3 separate regions of the Homo sapiens genome follow, and all the other regions are linked to region 2. Evidence: chromatin loops called from intact Hi-C (ENCODE). Cell type or tissue: endothelial cell of umbilical vein. All regions are shown on one strand. Region 1 has its middle 14 kb from the start of OR7D4. Region 2 holds the start of ZNF561 (zinc finger protein 561). Region 3 holds the start of OR7G3 (olfactory receptor family 7 subfamily G member 3).

The links. A loop is a pair of places that touch in the nucleus more often than their neighbours do. Peaks named below come from ENCODE experiments on the same cell type or tissue, not always from the same donor. Only the 100,000 strongest peaks of a DNase experiment are listed, where the experiment ranks them.
Region 1: a loop joins it to region 2, with 10 times the contacts of the local background. A loop is called at or near these places in 10 of 110 quality-filtered maps.
Region 3: it touches region 2 in a loop (9-fold over the local background); 11 of 110 quality-filtered maps call a loop at or near these places.

Annotation. Positions count from the first base shown.
Region 1 is chr19:9,201,659-9,209,658 of GRCh38, reverse strand. It overlaps the pseudogene OR7E25P and a transcript of OR7E24 not described here. Among named protein-coding and RNA genes, the nearest start is that of OR7D4, 14 kb to the left of the region's middle. In endothelial cell of umbilical vein, a CTCF peak has its summit at 3,973 (motif pointing left); a DNase peak (open chromatin) is centred at 3,928.
Region 2 is chr19:9,618,138-9,626,137 of GRCh38, reverse strand. It overlaps ZNF561 (zinc finger protein 561), which reads left to right and starts at 4,906. Exons shown (of 6, transcript NM_152289.3): 1 at 4,906-4,976; 2 at 6,556-6,706; 3 at 7,959-8,000. The coding sequence starts at 6,682. ZNF561-AS1 (ZNF561 antisense RNA 1) reads right to left here and starts at 4,656. Exons shown (of 4, transcript NR_122038.1): 1 at 4,493-4,656. RefSeq lists enhancers at 4,577-4,996, 5,145-5,727. In endothelial cell of umbilical vein, a CTCF peak has its summit at 150 (motif pointing left); DNase peaks (open chromatin) are centred at 177, 4,247 and 4,907; H3K4me3 peaks cover 1,571 bases; H3K27ac peaks cover 1,832 bases.
Region 3 is chr19:9,124,220-9,132,219 of GRCh38, reverse strand. It overlaps OR7G3 (olfactory receptor family 7 subfamily G member 3), which reads left to right and starts at 5,270. Exons shown (of 1, transcript NM_001001958.1): 1 at 5,270-6,208. The coding sequence starts at 5,270. The coding sequence ends at 6,208. In endothelial cell of umbilical vein, no CTCF peak of the experiment used is centred here; a DNase peak (open chromatin) is centred at 3,869; H3K27ac peaks cover 897 bases.

The sequences.
Region 1 (8,000 bases), 420 kb after region 2:
AAAAGAAATGTTTTGTTTTATACTCAAGGTCACAGTTTGTAATATCCAGTTACTTGTATATTCTGAGAATACCCATTTAAAATTAACTTCTTTTAAATTTTTTAAAAATGTAGTGACAGGGTCTCACTATGTAGCCAAGTCTGGTCTCAAACACCTGCCTTAAACTTTCCTGCCAAATCAGCCTCCCAAAGTGCTGGGATTACAGGTATGAGCCACCATGCCAGGCCCTAAAATTAACTTCCTCAATGTAATAATAGGGGCTATCATTTCAAGGGAAACTAACATTTGACTGGTTAATGGCACCATGATATAAAATCATTGCATGGCCTTGGAAGAAAAGACTACTGCAATTAATTTGCTGCTGAGGAACATGGGGTTCAGAAAGGACCTCTGAGTTATCAAAAGTCCCACGTTTAAGAGCCCAATATATGAGTGATGAAGGGTCCATAAATCCCACATTTTTTCTACCATCTGTATATTCTATCCCGATTGAAGTTTGTCACATCGCTTTTGGTTGGCTACTGTGAACCATCCAAACAATCCAAACATTTCCCATCACAAGGTATTAATCCATCATAGCACTCTTCTAAATATTAAAATAAAAGTGCCAACAACAAAGCATTACCAGTGGGGAGAGTCCACCATGTGACATCAAAAAGCAGCATTAGGCCAGGCACAGTGCCTCACGCCTGTAGTCCTAGCACTTTGGGAGGCCGAGGTGGGTGGCTCACTTGAGGTCAGGAGTTCGAGACCAGCCTGGACAACATGGCAAAACCCCATCTCTACTAAAAATACAAAAATTAGCTGAGCATGGTGGTGTGTGCCTGTAGTCCCAGCTACTTGGGAGGCTGAGGCAGGAGAATCACTTGAGCCCAGGAGGCGGAGGTTGCAGTGAACCAAGATCATGCCATTGCATTCCAGCCTGGGCAACAGAGCAAGACTCTGTCTCAAAAAAAAAAAAAAAAAAAGGCAGCATTAATGTCCCACTTATCAAATTCTTTGACTATCATTTATGTGAAATAAAGGAGAGTTCATGTTTGCTGGTGACATGGACTTTTGGTAGCTCAGTGTAAAGTAAAAGAAGAAAACCCTGAAATTATTTATGATGAAACTGGTGATTTAACAATCCCTAGACATCACTAGAGTCACACAGCAACCGGAAATAGGGCACTGCCACTTAAACTTCAGTTGGACTCTCTTCACAAAGACATATGTTTTAAAAGCAGCTTTATTTCATCAGCACATTTTTAAAATATTCCCCTTGCAGACAACTCCAACATACTTTTGTTCCTCAGTCAAGGTTAGGTCAGGAATAGAAACCAGGGCTGGGCACGCGGCTCATGCCTGTAATCCCAGCACTTTGGGAGGCCGAGGCAGGTGGATCACCTGAGGTCGGAAGTTCCAGACGAGCCTGGCCAACATGGCAAAACCCCGTCTCCACTAAAATTACAAAAATTAGCTAGGCGTGGTGGGCGGTCCTTGTAATCCTAGCTACGCGGGAGGCTGAGTCAGGAGAATTGCTTGAACCTGGGAGGTGGAGGTTGCAGTGAGTCGGGATCATGCCACCGCACTCCAGCCTGGGTGACAGAGGGAGACTCCATCTCAAAAAAAAAAAAAAATAGAAACTAATCTAGTTATTTTGAATAACTAATCTACTTATTATGAAGAGAATTGAACAGAGGGAGTTGGCTTGATTGTTACTGCAGGACAAAGGCTAAAGGACACAATGTGGTAACAGAGACAGTAACTGAAGGCAGCAGCCTCTAAACACTGAGGCAGGCATAGGGGTATACTAGAAGGTGGTCGCAAAGTATACCGAATTTCAGTGTAGTAAAATTCAGTGTTCATGAAAGTCTGTAACAAGAACACCAGATGGAAAACAGAGCAATAACTTCAAGAGCCCCAACCTAGCATGAAAGAGCTGAGTAGAGAAAGGCGGGAAGGGAACAGAAAGACAATGGCTTAGAAACCAGAATAATGAGAACAATACAAATCTTCTCTCCTAGCTACTTTGAAATATGCAATCAATTACCACTAACTAGAATTCCCCTACTGTATTAGGAAACGCTGGAACTTATTTCTTCTATCTAACTGCATTTTTGTACCCTGTAAACATCTTTTCATGCTCCACTCCTTCCTTCCCTTACCAGCCTCTAGTAATTACCATTCTACCTTGTACCTTCACAAGATTCACTGTTTTAGCTCATAGGTATGAGTGGGAACATGCCATATTTGTCTTTTCATGCCTGGCTTATTTCACTTAAATCCATGTTGCTGCAAATGACTCACTTTCATTTCTTAAAGGCTGAATAGTATAACTTTGTGTACCTACCCCACACTTCATAAAAAAAGAAAGAAAACTAAACAAATTTTTAAAAATCAGTTATAGCATGTGAAGTTTTAGGGATGTTGTTACCATGTTATCCTTTTCTATTTTCCCTTTCAGTACGCACAAGAGTGAAATCCGAAGAAAATCTATACGTATATAAATCAACATTTTCAACAAATTCCAAGTGCTTACTAAAAATTCCCAGCATAATGACAATCTGTATATTGCTGAAGGATAATGAATTTGAAGAAGACAGTTGAAGAAAATTACATTGTCTAGTGCTGCAATCAGCTCTTTAGTAGCTTACCCATTTGAGCTTGATCCCTTGAAGAACTTCATCGTCTGAACTATCACTGGTGCTTTTAAAACCTCTCAGACCCACACAGGTTCAAGTAAATCAAAATCTCTGGGTAAGAGAGCCCAGCCATCATCATTTGTAAGCTCCCCAGGTGAGGTCAATAAAAGCCAAGGTTGAGGGCTCGTGAACAAGTTCGTCACACATAGCCTGCTTAAAGTGATTTTACAGATGTAATATGTAAATAATTTCCACACGAACTGTGAAAATTAACTTAAATTTGAAATACAGTAAGTCCTCAATTAACACCCTCAATATGTTTTTGGAAACTGTGATTTAAGTGAAATGATTTATAATGAAACCGTGTGTTTTTCCTTATCAACAATATAACTAATGGACTTTGAACAAAACAATTTTACTTGAGGACCTGCTGTATATCATTTCCTTAAGGTTGCAGTTTCCAAGATGCTATTGACTTTAAGCAAGGACTTCTTATATATAAAAACAGGGTTGTGATTTCACCTAGATACCAGGGTCATTGCTCGGAAACTAAAGGAGGCTGTCCAGGTATACTGGATTCAGCCACGAATTTTTGCAATAAACAAAGAATTCCAGAATACCTTCACATTCCAATTAAAGACAAAACAATGGAAACAATATTCACATGTAGGGACCAGCCCTACAGGGTCTGTGGGTCTTTCTCCCCGTGTGTGGAGACAAGAGATTGTAGAAATAAAGACACAAGACAAAGAGAAGAAAAGACAGCTGGGCCCGGGGGGACCACCACCACCAAGGCGCGGAGACCGGTAGTGGCCCAAATGCCTGGCTGCACTGTTATTTTTCGGATACAAGACAAGGGGGCAGGGTAAGGAGTGTGAGCCATCTCCAATGATAGGTAAGGTCACACAAGTCACGTGTCCACTGGACAGGGGGCCCTTCCCTGTTTGGCAGCCGAGGCGGAGAGAGAGAGGACAGCTTACACCATTATTTCTGCATTTCGGAGACTTTTAGTACTTTCACTAATTCTGCTACTGCTGTCTAGAAGGCAGAGCCAGTTGTACAGGGTGGAACATAAAAGTGAAACAGGAGCGTGACCGCTGAAGCACAGCATCACAGGGAAACAGGCCTCCGCATAACTGCAGGCAGGCCTGACTGATGTCAGACCCTCCACAAGAGGTGGAGGAGTAGAGTCTTCTCTAAACTCCCCCGGGAAAAGAGAGACTCCTTTTCCCGGTCAGCTGAGTAAGGAGTGCTTTTTCTAGGCACTGACCCTACTGCTAGACCAAGATCCGCAAGGTAACGGGGCTCCTTCCCAGGCACTGGCGTTACCGCTAGACCATGGAGCCCTCTAGTGGCCCTGTCCGGGCATAACAGAGGGCTCACACTTGTCTTCTGGTCAGTTCTCACCATGTCCCTTTAGCTCCTATCTCTGTATGGCCTGGTTTTTCCTAGGTTATGATTGTAGAGTGAAGATTAATATTGGACTAAAGAGTAATTGCTACAAACTAATGATTAATGATGTTCATATATAATCATATCTATGATCTATATCTAGTATAACTATTCTTATTTTATATATTTTCTTTATTATGCTGGAACAGCTCGTGCCCTCGGTCTCTTGCCTCGGCCCCTGGTGGCTTGCCGCCCACATTCACATATGAAACATGGAGAGGAATTGAACCTATCAAGCAATAAATATAATGTAACCAAGGGGGAAGGATTTAAAGGTCTTGATATTTTGTATCAAAGCTCTGCCTTTTCCAACCAATACTACAAAAAAGATGCAACAGATAAGGAGATTACATTATTCTGCCGTGCAGCCTCTGCAGGGCACTTTGAATGTCCCTGTTTCTCAGGCTGTAGATGAAGGGGTTCAGCATGGGGGTGACCACCATGTACATTACTGAGGCCACTGCACCCTTCCTGGAGGAAAGGGACACAGCTGAACTGAGGTACCCTCCAAGGGCTGTTCCATAAAGTAAGCAAACAACTGACAGGTGAGAGCTGCAGGTGGAGAAGGCTTTATACTTCCCACCTGAAGAGAGAACTCTCAGAATGGAGGAAACAATTTTATAGTAAGAGAAAAGGATCCCTAAGAGAGGGAGAAAACCAAATATGGCACCAATAAAATATACAACCATGTTATTAATGGAGGTGTCAGAACAGGCCAGCTTGAGAAGTTAAGAAGGGTCACAGAAAAAAATTAGAGATTTCCACATCGTTGAAGCAGGTAAGTTGTAACACAATCAAATTGTGCAGCTGAGAGTCCAAAAGGCTAAGAAAAAAAGACACCAAAACTAAGAAGCCACAGAGTCGTGGGCTCATGATGACTTGGTAGTGCAGGGGGTGACAGATGGCCACGAACCGGTCATAGGCCATCACAATCAGGAGCAGACTTTCCATACATGCGAAAAAGATCAAAAAAGACATCTGAGTCAGGCAGCCCACGTAAGAGATGAGTCTACTATGAGCCTGGATGTCCACAATCATCTTGGGGACAGTAGTAGAGGCAAAACCGATGTCAGCCAAGGACAGGTTGGAGAGGAAGAAGTACATGGGGCTGTGGAGATGGGAGTCAGAGCTGACGGCCAGAATGATGAGCAGGTTCCCCAGCACCATGACCAGGTACATGGACAGGAACAGCCCAAAGAGGACGGGCTGCAGTTCTGGATCATCTGGGAGTCCCAGGAGCAGGAATTCTAAGACACCTGTGAGATTCTCTGGCTCTGTGTATCTTGGACACAATTGAGAAAAAGAGAATTGGAAAAAAGGAAAGGACAAAATCAGCACCCAGCACTGTGTCTATATTTTGGATACAAGCAATTTACAATTAATGTTTTCACATTTGAGGATCATATACCCTCAGCCATATTTCTCAGTTTTGAAAACCCTAATTTTCTTTTTTTTTATTTTAGACTCACAGAATACATATGCAGGCTTGTTACATGAGTAAATAATGTGTCGGTAAAGGTTTGGTGCAGCAATGATCCCAACACCAAGGTAGTGGGCTTAGTACTGGATAGATAGACTTCCACCCCATAAACCCCCACCCTCCCCCATCAAGCAGTCCCCACTGTTTTTCCCATCTTTGTGTCCGTAAAACCCAATTTGCTACAAGTCCTTTTGTAATTGATTGGTGTGTTAGTCACCTGATTCTGTAGACACTTACCTTAGAGACCCTTGACTGAACAAAGTGAGAAGAGCAAGAACATTTGAGAAAATTCATGATCACATTAAAATACAGCGTACTCTTTTCAGTAAAAATATAAAATAAGAAATATTGGCTAGGCGCAGTGGCTCATGCCTGTCATCCCAGCACTTTGGGAAGCCAAGGCGGGAGGATCACTTAAGCTGAGGAGTTTGAGACCAGCCTGGACAACATGGCAAAACCCCGTCTCTACTAAAAATACAAAAATTAGCTGGCGTGGTGGCATGTGCCTATGGTCTCAACTACTTGGGAGGCTGAGGTGGGAGGATCACTTGAGCCCAGAGGTGGAGGTTACAGTGAGCCAAGTTCACACCATTGCACTCCAGTCTGGATGACAGAGTGAGACCTTGTCTTACACACACACACAAAAAGTAAAGAAATATCTTTCCCCATTTAAGAAAAGAAATCTTTGTAATTAAAAGAAACCAAAGACATTCAAATATGCCTTATTTCATTCTAATTCAATGCTACAAATTCCTTTGATTTACAATATTTAGAAATATTCTGTAAGACCTAGGACCACGTTATTTCAAAGATAAATTAAAGTTGACAGTTCATAAGCAGACATTTTCACATTCCAGTTCTGTTCTAGTGTTTTCATTGTCTTCATGGTTTCTGACTTCACTTTCCTGTGGAAGCAAAGTCTCCCTCAAATATGTGGGTTTTCTTTTGAAATTCATTTAATATTCAACTCCTGTCCTTGCTTAGGTGGACTCAGAGTTTTGATAAATAAGGTTTAGTTAAATGCGCATAATCAAAGCCATCAGTGACTACAAGTTGTCTGTAGTGCGCAAGGCACCTGTGGATGTTTGAGCATTAATAAAAGTGTTTTTTTTCTTGAGATAGAGTCTTGCTCTGTCGCCCAGGCTAGAGTGCAGTGGCGTAATCTTGGTTCACTGCAACCTCCGCCTCCTAGACTCAAGAGATTCTCTTGCCTCAGCCTCCTGAGTAGTTGGGATTACAGGCGGGTGCCACCATGCCCGGCTAATTTTTTGTGTTTTTAGTAGAGACGGGGTTTCATGTTGGTCAGGCTGATCTCGAACTCCTGACCTCATGATCTGCCCGCCTCGGCCTCCCAAAATTCTGGGATTACAGGCGTGAGTAATGCAATTTTAAGAACACTTTTGCATTACTTTATGTGAGGCTAGAAAGATGTGAAAGTCTAAAATGTGTTTCTGTCTAAGCAATAATGTTTACCTTCCCCTCTTCTTTCTGTCTCTTTCTCTCTTTTTTTCTCAGTATTTCCAGAGATTTTTGGCTTTAAATATTTATTTTATTCTGTGTATATAATTTTTTTGTGAAATGTTCCAAGAAATCAAGGGAATGTACATAATATGTATGTACTTAAAAAAAAAAAAGAACAATAATGAAATACCCAAGTACCTATCCCACAGTTTAACAAATGCAATAAAACCAATCTTTGGGCCGGGCGTGGTGGCTCATGCCTGTAATCGAAGGACTTTAGGAGGCTGAGGCTCAGGATCACTTGAGGTCAGGAGTTTGAGTCCAGCCTGACAAACACGGTGAAACTTCGTCTCTAATACAAAAACTAGCCAGGCGCAGTAGGGCCTGCCTGTAATGCCAGCTACCCGGGAGGCTGAGGCAAGAGAATCACTTGAACCTGGGAGGCGGAGGCTGCAGTGAGCCAAGATCGTGCCACTCCAGCCTGGGTGACACAGCGAGACTCCATCTCAAAAAACAAAACAAAACAAAAAACAATCTTTGGGCCAGGCTCGATGGCTCATGCCTGTAATCCCAGCATTTTGGGAGGCCGAGGTGGGCTGATCACTTGAGGTCAGGAGTTCGAGACCAGCCTGGCTAACATGGTGAAACCCCGCCTCTACTAAAAATACAAAGATTAGCCGGGCGTGGTGGCACACACCTGTAATCTCACCTACTTGGGAGGGTAAGGTATGAGAATCATTTGAACTCAGGAGGCAGAGGTTGGAGTGAGCCAAGATTGCACCACTGCACTCCAGCCTGGGTGACAGAGCAAGACTCACTTTCAAAAAACAAACAAACAAAAACAAAACAAAACAAACAAACAAGAAAAAAAAAGCACAATCTTCGAAGCCGTGCATCCTTCTATGGTTCCAGGCACCCCAGCCCTACGGCACAGGTAACCTCCAATGTGAAATTTGAGTTAATCTCTTCTTTCTTTATACTCT
Region 2 (8,000 bases):
TGAGAGTCTTTCTTCCTTTCCACCCTTTCTGAGCAGCGACCCACAGGTAGAAGCCTGTGGATATTCTCTTGCTGTTTGCTACCTCCCCCACTGCTAACCTGTCAAAGCACATCCCAAATGAAGCTTGTGTGCTACTGCCGCCTTGTGGTAACATCTTTTTCCTTACTCAGCCAAGAAATCACTTAAACACCCTAAATACGTGTGTGGTTTTATTTTTTACACTTAGATCCCTAGTCCACTTGGAGTTTATTCTTGTATATGCTGTGAAGTATGGATTTAATTTCATCTTTTCTCAGATGGCTAACCAGCTATCTTAGACCTTCCATTTGTTACAAATGGCATTTTTTGCCCCATTTATCTGAAATGCCACTTTTTTTTTTTAGACGGTGTTTCTCTCTTGTTGCCCTGGCTGGAATGCAATGGCACGATCTCCACTCACCCCAACCTCCGCCTCCTGGGTTCAAGCGGTTCTCCTGCCTCAGCTTCCTGAGTACCTGGGATTATAAGCATGTGCCACCATGCCCAGCTAATTTTGTATTTTTAGCAGAGACGGGGTTTCTTCATGTTGGTCAGGATGGTCTCTAACTCGTGACCTCAGGTGATCCACCCGCCTCTGCCTCCAAAAGTGCTGGAATTATAGGCATCAGCCAATGCACCCGGCTTTTTTTTTTTTTTTTTTTTTTTTTTTTGAGACAGAGTCTCGCTGTGTCGCCAGGCTGGAGTGAAATGGCGTGATCTCGGCTCACTGCAACCTCTGCCTCCCAGGTTTGAGCAATTCTCTTGCCTCAGCCACCCGAGTAGCTGGGCTTACAGGCGCCCACCACAACGCTTGGCTAATTTTTTTTTTTTTTTTTTTAGACGGAGTCTCGCTCTATCGCCAGGCTGGAGTGCAGGGGAGCGATCTTGGCTCACTGCAACCTCCGCCTCCTGGGTTCAAGCGATTCTCCTACTTCGGCCTCCTGAGTAGCTGGGATTACAGGCACCCGCCACCATGCCAGCTAATTTTTCTATTTTTAGTAGAGACGGGGTTTCACCAAGTTGGCCAGGATGGTCTCGATCTCGTGACGTCGTGATCTGCCTGCCTCAGCCTCCCAAAGTGCTGGGATTACAGGCATGAGCCAGCATGCTCGGCCATGCTTGGCTAAATTTTTTTTCTTTTTTGAGACAGAGTCTCACTCTGTTGCCCAGGCTGGAGTGCAGTGGTGCGATCTCAGCTTACTGCAACCTCCGCCTTCTGGGTTCAAGCAATTCTCCTGCCTCAGCCTCCTGAGTAGCTGAGATTACAGGCATGCATCACCACACCCAGCTAATTTTTGTATTTTTAGTAGAGATGGGATTTCACCATGTTGGTCAGACTAGTCTCGAACTCCTGACCTCATGATCCGGCTGCCTCGGCTTCCCAAAGTTCTGGGATTACAGGCATGAGCCACCGAACCCGGCTATGTTTTTGTATTTTTAATAGAGATGGGGTTTCACCATGTTGGGCAGGCTGGTTTTGAACTCCTGACCTCAAGTGATCCTCCTGCCTCAGTCTCCCAAATTGCTAGGATACAGGCATGAGCCACCGCATCTGGCAAAATACATTTATGAACCAAATTTCTACATGTTCATGGGTCTATTTTTTGATATTTTATTAGTTTCTGTTTCACGTGCTAGTACCACATAGTTTTAATTATAGAGGCTTTATAGTATGTTTTTTAAATTAATTAATTAATTAATTTTTTAGACAGAGTCTCACTCTGTCAGCCAGGCTGCAATTCAGTGGCACAATCTCGGCTCACTGCAACCTTCATCTCCCAGGCTCAAGCAACTCTCCTGCCTCAGCCTCCCAAGTAGCTGGGATTACAAGCATGTGCCACCACGCTTGCTAATTTTTGTACTTCTAGTAGAGACAGGGTTTCACCATGTTAGCCAGGCTGGTATCAAACCCCCGACTTCAGGTAATTTGCCTGCCTCGGCCTCCCAAATTGCTGGGATTACAGGCGTGAGCCACTGTGCCCGGACTTTATTTTTATTTTAAAATAATGTAATTCTTTGCCTTGCATGAAAACTGTCAATAGTATGTTTTAATATCTGCTGCTCATCATTGCTTTTGTTTTTGTTTTCTTGGTTATTATCAGATGTTTGTTCCTCCACATAAACTTCAGTATCAATGTACTTAACTCCAGAAAAAAACTTTTGGTATTTTTATTGGGAGTATGTTACATTTCTGAATAATCTTGGGGAGAATGTCTGGTATCAGTGCTATTTTACAACGTAGGAAATGTGTTCCTGGCCCATGTGGTAAGATCAGAAAAATAACAACAGAAATACATATTTTTGGCTGGGGCAGTGGCTCATGCCTGTAATCCCAGCTCTTTGGGAGGACCAGGTGGATGGATCACGAGGTCAGGACTTTGAGACCAGCTGGGTCAATATGATGAAACCATGTCTGTATTAAAAATGCAAAAATTAGTTGGGCGCAGTGGCACATGCCTGTAGTCCCAACTACTCAGGAGGCTGAGGCAGAAGAATGGCTTGAACCCAGGAGGCAGAGTTTGCAGTGAGTGAAGATCGCACCACTGCACTCCAGTCTGGGTGGCAGAGCGAAACTATGTCTCAAAAAAACAAAACAAAACAAAACATTTTTTAATTTAAATTTTTTTTATATATATATAGAGAGATGGGGTTTTGCTGTGTAGCCCAGGCTTGTCTTAAACTCCTGGCCTTAAACGATCCTACCATCTTGGCCTGGCAGATATTTTAGGCCAGGAGTTCGAGATCAGCCTGGCCAACCTGGTGAAATCGTTCTCTACTAAAAATACAAAAATTAGCTGGGCGTGGTGGCAGGCGCCTGTAATCCCAGCTACTCCAGAGGCTGAGGCAGGAGAATTGCTTGAACCTGGGAGGTGGAGGTTGCGGTGAGCTGAGATCACACCACTGCACTCCAGCCTGGTCTGATCCAGTGAGATCTGTCGCAAGCAAGCAAGCAAGCAAGAAAGAAAAAGAAAACCCAATGGAATCAGCAGGTTCTAAAAAATAAAGAATGAAGAAAAAAAGGCCTACAGAAACTCTGACTGAATGGAAGGGATAGACCATGCCATTCATTGGCAGCTTTATCAATATGGAAGAATCATGGAAAGGCTCTAGGAACATGAGGAGAGGCATACAAACAAGCTTTATATTTATATCTAAAAAGTAAAGCAGAGGTTCCTCTTCAAAGACGTTCCTTCACATTTAATTAGGAATAAATAGTAACTTCTCTTAGAAGCAAAATTTATTCAAAGACCTGTGCTAACATTCTCAAGTATCTGTGAGCCGTGATAAAGAAATCAATGTACTTTATATTCTTAGCTCCCACAGTTTAGTCTACATATTTGCCCTGGCATGCTTGTACTGGTCCAGGCAAGCATTAGGGCATAGCCTGTTCTTTTTCCTTATTTGAAGATGTTTTGACCCTTCTCAGCATTCCACAAGTTACTTCCTCCTTCCTTTGTTCTCCTCTACCCTTGCCTCTTTTAAAAAGTTATAAGTTGCTAGCCAGAACGTGAGGTCCCATTCCAGCCAGTGGAAACTGGACACAGCAGTAGGTTGGAAGCATCAGGTTATAAATGACCCTATCTCCTTTGTTTGGTGTACTCTCGTGGCAAAACTGCTGGTGAGTATACCGTTTCTGCAGGAAGTAAAAATGGCCTTGCTGAGTAAATTAAATTTATGTTCAAGTGCTAATTTCTTTATGGCACCAGGGAACAAGCATTTTGAACATGTATATTTATATATTTTTTATATATTTATATATTTATATGTATTTATACATATATGTTTATATATATATATATAGAGAGAGAGAGAGAGAGAGAGACAGGGTCTTGCTACTTTGCCCAGGCTGGTCTCAAACTCTTGGACTTGTAGAAAATGAAATAAATACAGGTTCCTCTTCAAAGGGACTTTCCTCCCAGTCTGATTGAAATAAATAGTAATCCCTCTTAGAAGCCAAATTTTCTCAAAGACCTGTGGTAATATTGTTAAATTCTGCCAGCCGTAATAAAGAAATCAATAGACTCTGTTTTTAGCTCCCACATTTTAGCCTAGATATTTGCCCTGGCATGCCTGAACTGGTCCAAGCAACTATTAGGTCATGGCCTATTCCTTTCCCTATTTAGAAGTGTTTTTGCCTCTCTCAACAGTCCACAAGTTACTTCCTCTCTTCCTTTGTTCTCCTCTGCCATTGCCTCTTTTGGGAAGTTCTAAGTTGCTAGCCAATCCAGTGAAGTACAGGAAGGTGAGGTCCCGTTCCAGCCAATGGAAGCTGGACACAGCAGAAGGATGGACACTTCAAGTTTAAAAAAACCCTGTCTCCTTTGTTAATGTGTGCTCTGGTGGCAAGACTGCCAGCCAGTGGCACCCATTCTGCAGAAAGTAAAACTAGCCTTGCTGAGATCCTTTGTCTCAGTGTTGATTTTGTGACACCAAGCGAGCACCCATTCCCAGCAGACTCAAGCTATTTACCTACCTTAGCCTCCCAAAGTGCAGGAATTACAGGCGTGAGCCACTGCGCTCGCCCGATAAAAGCTTTGGAGGAGCATCCCCCGGGGATGCGTCCCATCCCTCATCCCCGCCCTTCCAGCCCGACCGGCCACCTGAACCACCGGCTAGGCCGGGTCCCTCCTCTAAATCACCCCCCGAGTACGAGCCCCTCCCCTCGCCCACAGTTCCGTCTGGAGGCCCGGTTCTAACCTCACCTTTTTCTCTGGACCTAGTTCTGCATCCCCCTCCCTGAGCCAACCCCAGGCCCTTTCTGCACCCACCCGAGAGGAAACTAGAATTTCTGTGTTCTACCCGGTCCTACGTGGCTGAAACTGGAGCCCACGAGCCTCGCCCGGCCAGAGTGTTGAAGCGGAAGTGACGTCAGCGCACCACCGCCATCTTTTCCGGCGCTGGCTCCTCTCCGTCAGTGCGGTTTCGCCTTTATGGTGGTGGAGTCTGCCCAGGCTGTGGTGAGTTCCACCTCCTTGGCGGTCCCGGGGATAGCAGGGGGCGGCAAAGGAATGATTGCGCGCTGTCGCCTAGGAGCCTCTCAGATCCGCTTCACTTCACTCGCTTCTCCAGGGACTATCAGTCCTCCCTGTGCGTCCAGTTCGGAGAGGCTGCGCGCTCTCTCGGCTCACTGCAACCTCTGCAACCTCTGCCTCCAGGGTCAAGCAGTTCTCCTGCCTCAGCCTTCCGAGTACCTGGGATTACAGGCAAGTGCCACCACGCCCGGCTACTTTTTCTATCTTTAGTAGAGATGGTTTTGCCATGTTGGCCAGGCTGGTCTTGAACTCCTGACCTTAGGTGATCTGTCTGCCTCGGTCCCCCAAAGTGCTGGGATTATAGGTGTGAGCCACTGCACCCGGCCGACTTTTGAAAATTTTAGATTTTGTTCTTAAGTCATCTTAGGTACGTAATGAAGTTATCAATAACACACGTGGCTGGTGACTACTGAATTGTTCTGTGCAGGTCTGCACTGTCTTCTGGTCATATGGCGGGGGGGTAACACCATATACAGGAGATCAGGCTCTAGGGACAAGTATCAGACCGACTACTAGGGTTGTTTGAGTGTAGGTTTTTTTCAGTATTAAATAGAAGTAATGGGCCAGGCATCGTGGCTTATGCTTATTATCCCAGCACTTTGGGAGGCCAAGTCAGGAGGATTGTTTGAGCCCAGGAGTTTGAGACTAGCCTAGGCAATCTGGTGAAAACTTGTCTCTACTAAAACTACAAAAAATTAGCCGGACCCAGTGGTGTGCACCTGTAGTCCCAGCTAGTTGGGGGGCTGAAGTGGGAGAATCACTTAAGGCCAGGAGTTCAAGACCAGCCTGGCCAATATGGCGAAACTGCGTCTCTACTAAAAATGCAAAAATTAGCCAGGCATGGTAGTGCATACCTGAAATCCCAGCTACTCGGGAGGCTGAGGCCTGATAATCGCTTGCACCTGGGAGGCAGAGGTTGCAATGAGTTGAGATCATGCCACTGCATTCCAGCCTGGGCAACAGAGTGAGACTCTGTCTCAAAATAATAATAATAATAATGAGTGATGATACGCACCTATGGTCCCAGCTATTCAGGAGGCTGAAGTGGGAGGATCACTTGAGCCCGGGAAGTCTAGGCTACAGAGAGTTGTGTTAGTGCCATTGGATTTCAACCTGGGCAACAGAGTGAGACCCTGTCTCGATAGATAGATAGATAGATAGATAGGATAGATATAGATAGATAGATATAGATAGATATATAGATAGATAGATATAGATAGATAAATATAGATAGATATAGATAGATAGAGGTAATGATAGCTACTGGGAAGGATGGCTATGATAATTAACTGAGCATGTATATATAAAGCTACTAGAGCTACTTCTGACATATCAGTCCTCAGTAAATGTCAGTTACTGTTATTAATACTTTTGTTACTGAGTGACGGTACTGAGTGGGCAATTTTTGGTGGCCTTCACATCTGTCACCTGCAGAGACAAAGCTCAGGCATAATGTTTGATGACTGATGTTTCATGCTTGTTGTTTGATGATTGATATGAACAGGACCGCAAATAACCCTGTACAAAGAGGAATGGAGATTGCCTCTATCCACCTAGATTCATAAGCTGGCCTGAGGTGATCTTGGCATCAAGGAAGGGATGCACATCATCACACCATCAGCTTCAGAGAATGGCAGCCATTTATTTGTCCCGTGGTAAGTCTTTGTTGATGCTCTTTTTCAGAGATTCTGCTTTAGGTCACCCTCCACAACACAAGCGTCCAGTGAGCTGAGCCTGAGCAGGCATGCAGCTGGTTCTTTTAGGAGGAATTGAAGTGAACCACAGAACAGAATGCTGTTTTATTATTTATTTATTTATTTATTTATTTTTGAGACAGAATCTTGTTCCGTCACCCAGGCTGGAGTGCAGTGGTGCAATCTTAGCTCACTGCAACCTTCACCTCCCAGGTTCAAGTGATTCTCTTGCCTCAGCCTCCCAAGTATCTGGGACCACAAGCACATACTGCCAGACCTGGCTAATTTTTGTTTGTTTGTTTGTTTTTGTTTTTGAGACAGAATCTCACTCTGTCTCCCAGGCTGGAGTGCAGTGCCTGTGGTCTCGACTCACTGCAACTTCTGTCTCCTGGGTTCAAGTAATTCTCTGCCTCAGCCTCCCATAATTTTTCTATTTTTAGTAGAGATGGGGTTTCATAATGTTGGCCAGGCTGGTCTCAAATTCCTGACCTCAAGTGATTTGCCCGCCTTGGCCTCCCAAAGTATTGGGATTACAGGCATGAGCCACTGTGCCCAGCCAGAATGCTGTTTTAGAATTCAGCCCTGGTTTGTGTACCTTAGGAAATGCTACATAAGCTTCATGAGTGTTACTACTATGGGCAGATAGAGAGTCACTTTTTTTTTTTTTGAGACGGAGTCTTGCTCTGTCACCCAGGCTAGAGTGCAGTGGCACGATCTCGGCTCACTGCAAGCTCCGCCTCCTGGGTTCACACCATTCTCCTGCCTCAGCCTCCTGAGTAGCTGGGACTATAGATGCCCACCACCACATCTGGCTAATTTTTTGTATTTTTAGTAGAGATGGGGTTTCACCGTGTTAGCTAGGATGGTCTCGTTCTCCTGACCTCATGATCCACCCGCCTCGGCCTCCCAAAGTGCTGGGATTACAGGCATGAGGCACCGCACCTGGACGAGAGTCACATTTTTCAGGGTGTAAGTTTCCTTGAAAAATGAAACTATTACCCTTTACCCAACAGGCAGTTTGGCCCAAGTCTGCTTTTGTGTCTAGCTGACACAGGACTTACTATGGCATTTCATGGAAGTGTTGTGTGTGTAGTTTTCTCGAGTGTGTAGGAGCATATCGGAATTTCAAGCTAGGATGGAATGACTTCTAGGCATGAGAATGTGGGAAGGATGGGCAGCTCTGGCTTCTCATGCCTTCTTACTTTTCCACTAGGGTTTTTTTCCAGGGAACCAATCTGCCCTTTTGAAGAAAAGA
Region 3 (8,000 bases), 490 kb after region 2:
TTTTTATTTTATTTTTTCTCCCATCTTATCTGGAGGACAACCATAAAGTAAGAGACAATTCAGCAGAATTGTTATAAGTGAGATTCCAAACTAATCGGTGACCCTTTTCATGATATATTTACTTCCCCTGTTTTCTTACAATTTATAATCAGATTTCATTATTTTCAGCTCTCATTCTGTCTTCTAAATCCTAGGGACTCCTTCCCTACCTAAGTATGAATTAGTCCCTTCAAAAAGGAATCTGGCCAAGTGCGGTGGCTCACGCATGTAGTCCCAGCACTTTGGGAACCAAGGCGGATCAATCACCTGAGGTCAGGAGTTCAAGACCAGCCTGGCCAACATGGTGAAACCCCATCTCTACTAAAAATACAAAAATTTAGCCGGGCATGGTGGCATGCACCTGTAATCCCAGCTACTCAGGAGGCTGAGGCAGGAGAATCGCTTGAACCCGGGAGGCAGAGGTTGCAGTGAGCTGAGATGGCACCACTGCATTCCAGCCTGGTGACAGAGCAAGACTCTGTCTCATAAAACAAACAAATAAACAAAAGGAATCTACAGTTCTCTGGTTTTCCACATTCTTTTTTTTATTTTTTGAGAAGGAGTCTCGCTCTGTCACCAGGCTGGAGTGCAGTGGCTCCATCTCAGTTCACTGCAACCTCCGCCTCCTGGGTTCCAGCGATTCTCCTGCCTCAGCCTTTTGAGTAGCTGGGATTACAGGCGCCCACCACCATGCCTGGCTAACTTTTGTATTTTTAGTAGAGATGGGGTTTCACCAAGTTGGCCAGGATGGTCTTGATCTCTTGACCTCGTGATCCGCCCACTTTGGCCTCCCAAAGTGCTGGAATTACAGACATGAGCCACCATGCCTGGCCCCATGGTTTTCCTCATTCTTTTGACTGCAGATGGGGCTTTGATGAGATGTGTCTGGCTTTTCAATCTTCACCATGTCTGTTGCCAGATTTCACCCTTAAATAACTTGACTCTTGTCCCCATCTCTTGACAGTGAGAAACTCCAGAAGAGGAAGTTGAGACCCACTCACTTACATTTCCAGTCTTTCGGTTTCTCTTTTAAAACCCCAAAACAGGCCAGATGTGGTGGTTCATGCCTGTAATCCTAGCACTTTGGGCTTACAGGCATGGGCAACATAGCAACATAGCCTGGGCAACATAGCAAGAGCTCATCTCTGCAAAAAAAAAAAATTTTTTTTAATTTTAAAAATAGATTTAAAATACTAAATATAATAATAATAACAATAAAGTATAACACTTAAACATGAAGTCCTCTTGATTTGTTTTTATTCCTCTCCTTCCCTTCCTGGGGACCACCACTCTCTGAAATTGGTGGGCATTCACTATGCTTAGTTTAACACTATTATTACATGTAATAATAGTGCCATAATTTGTGTATCTATCCCCATACTGATGTTTGTTTAGCTTCTTTCTTTCTTACTTTATTTTGAGACAGGATCTCACTCTGTCACCCAGACTGGAGTACAGTGGCTCAATCACGGCTCACAACAACCTCGACCTCCTGAGCTCAGGTGATCCTCCTACCTCAGCCTCCTGAGTAGCTAGGACTATAGGTGCATGCCACCATGCCTGACTAGTTTTTGTATTTTTTGTAGAGATGGGGTTTCACCATGTTGCCCAGGCTGGTCTCTAACTCCTGGGCTGAAGTGATCTGCCTGCCTCTACCTCCCAAAATGCTAGGATTACAGGCGCGAGCCACTGCGCCTGGCTTTTTCTTTTTTCTTTTTCTTTTCTCTGAGACAGCATCTTGCTCTGTCACCCAGGCTAGATAGAGTACAGACACACAACCCAGGCTGGTCTCAAACTCCTGGGCTCAAGTGATCCTCCCACCTCGGCCTTCCAAAGTGCTGGGATTACAGGCTTGAGCCACTGTGTCAAGCCCAGTTCTTTCTTTTCTGTACCTTATTACACTAGGAGAACCCTCAGTGGGATTTTGAGCACATGCCTTCTTTGCTCAGCCCTAAGACATTCTTCTTCTTTTTTTTTTTTTTTTTTTTTTTGAGATGGAGTCTCACTCTATCACCCAAGCTGGAGTGAAGTGGCGTGATCTCAGCTCACTGCAACCTGCACCTCCCAGGTTCAAGCAATCCTCTTGCCTTAGTCTCCAAGTAGCTGGGATTACAGGCATGCATCACCACACCTGGCTAATTTTTAAATTTTTTTAGTAGAGACGGGGTTTCACCATGTCAGCCAGGCTGGTCTCAAACTCCTGACCTCAGGTCATCTGCCCGCCTCGGCCTCCCAAAGTGCTGGGATTACAGGTGTGAGCCACCGCACCCGGCCTGACATTATTCTTGGGATATCTTCCCTGCTTCTTCCTTTTGCACCCCATCTCACCCCCATGTCCCTGAGGCATCAAGCATTGTCCACAGCTAGAAACAAAAATGATAGGAAAGGTCATTGCAGGCCAGGCGTGGTGGCTCACGCCTGTAATCCCAGAACTTTGGGAGGCCAAGGTGGGCAGATCACCTGGGGTCAGGAGTTTGAGACCAGCCTGGTCAACATGGTGAAATCACGTCTCTACCAAAAATACAAAAAGTAGCTGGGCATGGTGGTGCACACCTATAATCCCAGCTACTCAGGAGGCTGAGGCAGGAGAATCGCTTGAACCCGGGAGGCAGAGGTTGCAGTGAGCCAAGATCGTGCCACTGCACTCCAGCCTGAGCCACAGAGCGAGACTCCATCTCAAAATAAATAAATAAAAGGTTATTGCAGGACCCCTGAGCACTGTGCTAGGATACACCTATCCTAACATCTATTCATTTTTCATCCCTGCAACACCCCATGCACATTTTTATACCAGTTCCCATCGGAGAAGTGAGAAACTTGAGTCTGCTCAGAGAGGTTCAGGGACCTTCTCATGTCACGGATCCATGTCACAATTGAGGCATACATGACGGAACTGACAACTGTCTGAGTCCAAGTTTTATGCACCAATGGTTGAAGCTTTTATAATCATTTGTCTTTCTCCAGTAAAAGCCAGCTCCCGGTTGGGGGCCTGAATTTTGTTTTTGTTTGTGTATTTGGTTTTTTGTTTGTTTGTTTGAGACAGAGTTTCGCTCTGTCGCCCAGGCTGGAGTGCAGTGGCAGGATCTCGGATCACTGCAAGCTCCACCTCCCGGGTTCACGCCATTCTCCTGCCTCAGCCTCCTGAGTAGCTGGGGCTACAGGCACCCACCACCACGTCCGGCTAATTTTTTGTATTTTTAGTAGAGACGGGGTTTCACCATGTTAGCCAGGATGGTTTTGATCTCCTGACCTCGTGAACCGCCTGCCTCAGCCTTCCAAAGTTCTGGGATTACAGGCTTGAGCCGCCGCGCCCAGCTTGTTTGTGTATTTGTTTTAAGAGGCAGAGTCTTGCTCTGTTGCCCAGGCTGGCATGCAGTGACCCTATGAAAGCTCACTGCAGCTTCCAACTCCTGGGTTCAAGTGATCCTCCCAACTCAGCCTCCCAAGTTGCTGGGACTACAGACACGTACCACCGTGCCTGGCTAATTTTTAATTTAATTTAATTTTTAAAAAATGTTTACTATAGATGGGTCTTGCTACTTTGTTCAGGCTGGTCTCAAACTCCTGGCCTCAAGCGACCCTTCTGCCTCAGCCTCCCAAAGTGCTGGGATTATAGGTGTGAGCCGCTGTGTCTGGCCAGGAACTCAATTTGTGAAGCAAAGGGCTGAGATGGGCTCACTGCACCATTCAACTGTTCACATGCTGTGATTCTATAATATGTTTGCCCCAACTCCTGAGTCATCATTACAGAATTTCCTTAACTTATGGGTTTATGAGAACAGCAGGCTGATGTTTTGACATTGCCGGCATACATCAATTCTTTACTTCCTGCTTTGGGGGCCCCAGAATCAATTTCTCAAGAATCTGGATAAGCCAGAAGGAACAGGAAAGGTTTGGCGCTGACTCACACAGGACTCCTCCAGGAATCAGTGCCAAGGCTCAGGGGTTGCCTGAACCAGGGGCTGCACCAGTAATAATAGGAAGAGTGGGTGCAGTGGCTCAAGCCTGTAATCCCAGCACTTTAGGAGGCTGAGGCGGGTGGATCACTTCAAGTCAGGAGTTCAAGACCAGCCTGGCCAACATGGTGAAACCCTATCTCTGTTAAAAGTATAAAAATCAGCCAGGTGTGTTGGCACACACCTGTAGTTCCAGCTACTTGGGAGGCTGAGGCAGGAGGATCACTCAAACCCTGGAGGAAGAGGTTGCAGTGAGCTGAGATCCCACCACTGCACTCCAGCCTGGGTAGCAGAGCGAGACTCCATCTCAAAAAAAAAAAGAAAAGAAAAAAATAATGGAAAGAGGGTCTGATGCATGGCTTACTGTTAAAATTTTCTTTATTAACATTATCTGTGATACAAATGAAAGACAGATGAAGGCAAATAAAAATAGTGGGAGGGGCTTATGCTGCTAGATAAAGAGGGCTTAATTTTTATTTTCACAAACTGTAATGAGAAAGGGAAATTGGTGGGTGAGAAAGACACTGATAGGGTACCTAGGAAGGAAGTAAAGAACAGGCTGGGCATGGGGGTTCATGCCTGTCATCCCAGCTATTTGGGAGGCTGAGAGAGGAGGATTGCTTGAGCCCAGGGGGATGAGGCTACAGTGAGCTATGATCATGCCACTGCACTCCAGCATGGATGACAGAGAGAGAGAGACCCTGCAAAGAAGAAAGAAGGAAAGAAAGAAGGAGGGAAGGAAGGGAGGAAGGAAGGAAGGAAGGAAAGAAAGAGAGAGAGAGAGAGAAAGGAAGGAAGGAAGGAAAAGAGAGAGAAAGAAAGAGAGGGGGGAAGGAGGGAAGGAAGGAAGGAGAAAAAGAGGAGGGAGAGAGGGAGGGAAGGAGGGAGGGAGAGAGAGAAAGAAAGAGAAAGAAAGGAAAGGAAGAAAGAAAGAAAAAGGAGAAAGAAAGAAAGAAGGAAAGAGAAAAGAAAGAAAGAGAAAGAGAAAAAGAAAGAGGAGGGAGAGAGGGAGGGAGGGAAAGAAAAAGAAAGTAAGAAGAAAGAAAGAAAGAGAAAGAAAGAAAGACGGAGGGAGAGAGAGAAAGAAAGAAAGAGAGAGAAAGAGAAAGAGAGAGAGGGAGAGAGAGAAAGAAAGAAAGAAAGAAAGAAAGAAAAAGAAAGGAAGGAAGGAAGGAAGAAAGAAAGAAAGAAGGAAGGAAGGAAGGAAAAAAGGTCTATAACTTATAACTGGTTTGGTTTTGATAATATTGACAAGATCAAGACTCATCAACAACATGAAAGCAGGAAACTTCTCAGACACTCCAGAATTCTTTCTCTTGGGATTGTCAGGGGATCCGGAGCTGCAGCCCATCCTCTTCATGCTGTTCCTGTCCATGTACCTGGCCACAATGCTGGGGAACCTGCTCATCATCCTGGCCGTCAACTCTGACTCCCACCTCCACACCCCCATGTACTTCCTCCTCTCTATCCTGTCCTTGGTCGACATCTGTTTCACCTCCACCACGATGCCCAAGATGCTGGTGAACATCCAGGCACAGGCTCAATCCATCAATTACACAGGCTGCCTCACCCAAATCTGCTTTGTCCTGGTTTTTGTTGGATTGGAAAATGGAATTCTGGTCATGATGGCCTATGATCGATTTGTGGCCATCTGTCACCCACTGAGGTACAATGTCATCATGAACCCCAAACTCTGTGGGCTGCTGCTTCTGCTGTCCTTCATCGTTAGTGTCCTGGATGCTCTGCTGCACACGTTGATGGTGCTACAGCTGACCTTCTGCATAGACCTGGAAATTCCCCACTTTTTCTGTGAACTAGCTCATATTCTCAAGCTCGCCTGTTCTGATGTCCTCATCAATAACATCCTGGTGTATTTGGTGACCAGCCTGTTAGGTGTTGTTCCTCTCTCTGGGATCATTTTCTCTTACACACGAATTGTCTCCTCTGTCATGAAAATTCCATCAGCTGGTGGAAAGTATAAAGCTTTTTCCATCTGCGGGTCACATTTAATCGTTGTTTCCTTGTTTTATGGAACAGGGTTTGGGGTGTACCTTAGTTCTGGGGCTACCCACTCCTCCAGGAAGGGTGCAATAGCATCAGTGATGTATACCGTGGTCACCCCCATGCTGAACCCACTCATTTACAGCCTGAGAAACAAGGACATGTTGAAGGCTTTGAGGAAACTAATATCTAGGATACCATCTTTCCATTGATGTCTCAGCTTCTTGGGCTTACACTGCTGGGATATGTCAGGGAGAAAGAAGTAATGAGAAGTCTTGAAAGCCTGACTAATGTCTTTGGGGTTTTCTGTTTTTGTTTTTGTTTTTGTTTGTTTGTTTGTTTTTTGAGATGGAGTCTCGCTCTGTTGACCAGACTGGAGTGTAGTGACGCAATCTTGGCTCACTGCAACCTCCGCCTCCTGGGTTCAAGCGATTCTCCTGCTTCAGCCTCCGGAGTAGCTGGGATTACAGGCACGTGCCACCAAGCCCAGCTAATTTTTCTATTTTTAATAGAGACGGGGTTTCACCACATTGGCCAGGATGGTCTCGAACTCCTGACCTCAGGTGATCTGCCCGTCTCAGCCTCCCAAAGTGCTGGGATTACAGGCATGAGCCACTGTGCCCCACCTGACCAATGTCTTTGAATACATGAGACCAGAGATCAGATGGTTCAGGGTGATAGTTTTGGAATCGGACCACGTGGACTTGAGTTCTTTTTGGATTGATTGACTGACTAATTGATTTTTGAGACAGTCTCTCACTTTGTTGCCCAGGCTGGAGTGCAGTGGTGTGATCACAGCTCACTGCTGCCTCGAATTCCTGGGCTAAAGCGATCCTCTGGACTCAGCCTGACGAGTAGCTGAGACTGCAGGTGCATGCCACCACACCTGGCTTTTTTTAAATTTTTGTATCAATGCATAAGAGATGTACATTGTTTCAGGATGCATGTGATAGTGTAATACATTTGTATAATCTGCAAGGATTTGTTACTTTAGATATCCATCACCTTAAATATTTGTCTTATCTTTATGCTCCAACCATTCCAATTGTTCTCTTCTAGGTATTTTGAAATATACAATGGATTATTTTGAACTATAGTCACCCTACTGGTCTATCCAATACTAAGTCTTTTTTTAAAAAAAATTAAATTTAATTAAAAATTTAAAAACTTATTTATTTATTTATTTATTTATTTATTTATTGAGACAGAGTCTTGCTCTGTCGCCCAGTCTAGAGTGCAGTGGCTCAATTTCGGCTTACTGCAACCTCCACCTCTGGGGCTCAAGCGATTCTCCTGCCTCAGCCTCCTGAATAGCTGGGATTACAGGCGCCTGCTACTGTGCCTGGCTCATTTTTGTATTTTTAGTAGAGACAGAGTTTCACCATGTTGGCCAGGCGGGCCTTGAACTCCTGACCTCAGGTAATCTGCCCGCCTCAGCCTCCCAAAGTGCTGGGATTACAGGCATGAGCCACCATGCCCAGCTAGCTAATTTATTTTTAATTTAAAAATTAAGTAATTTATTTACAATTTAAAAATCAAGTAATTAATTTTTAATTTTAATATTAAATGATTAATTTCTTTTTTAGAGAGAGCCTTGCTCTGTTGCCGAGGTTGAACTACAGTGGTGTGATTATAACTCACTGCAGCCTCAAACTCCTGGCCTCAAACAATCCTTCTGCCTCAGCCTTCCAAAGTGCTGGGATTAAGCAGTGTGAGCCACTGTGCCCAGGTCGCCTATACTTTAAATCATTTCTAGATTACTTATATTACCTAGCATAATGTTAATCCTATGTAAATAGTTGTATTACTTAATATTGTATTTTTGTAATATTCTTATTTAATATTTTTAAAATTTTCTTTAATATTTTTAATATTTTTGATCCACAGTTGGTTGAGTCCATGAATGTGGTACTGGCAGATATGGAAGGCTGACTGTACTTGGTATATATATTGTTAAAATTGTCAGAATCAAAATGGAGTCACTTATTAAAAAAAAAAAAGGCT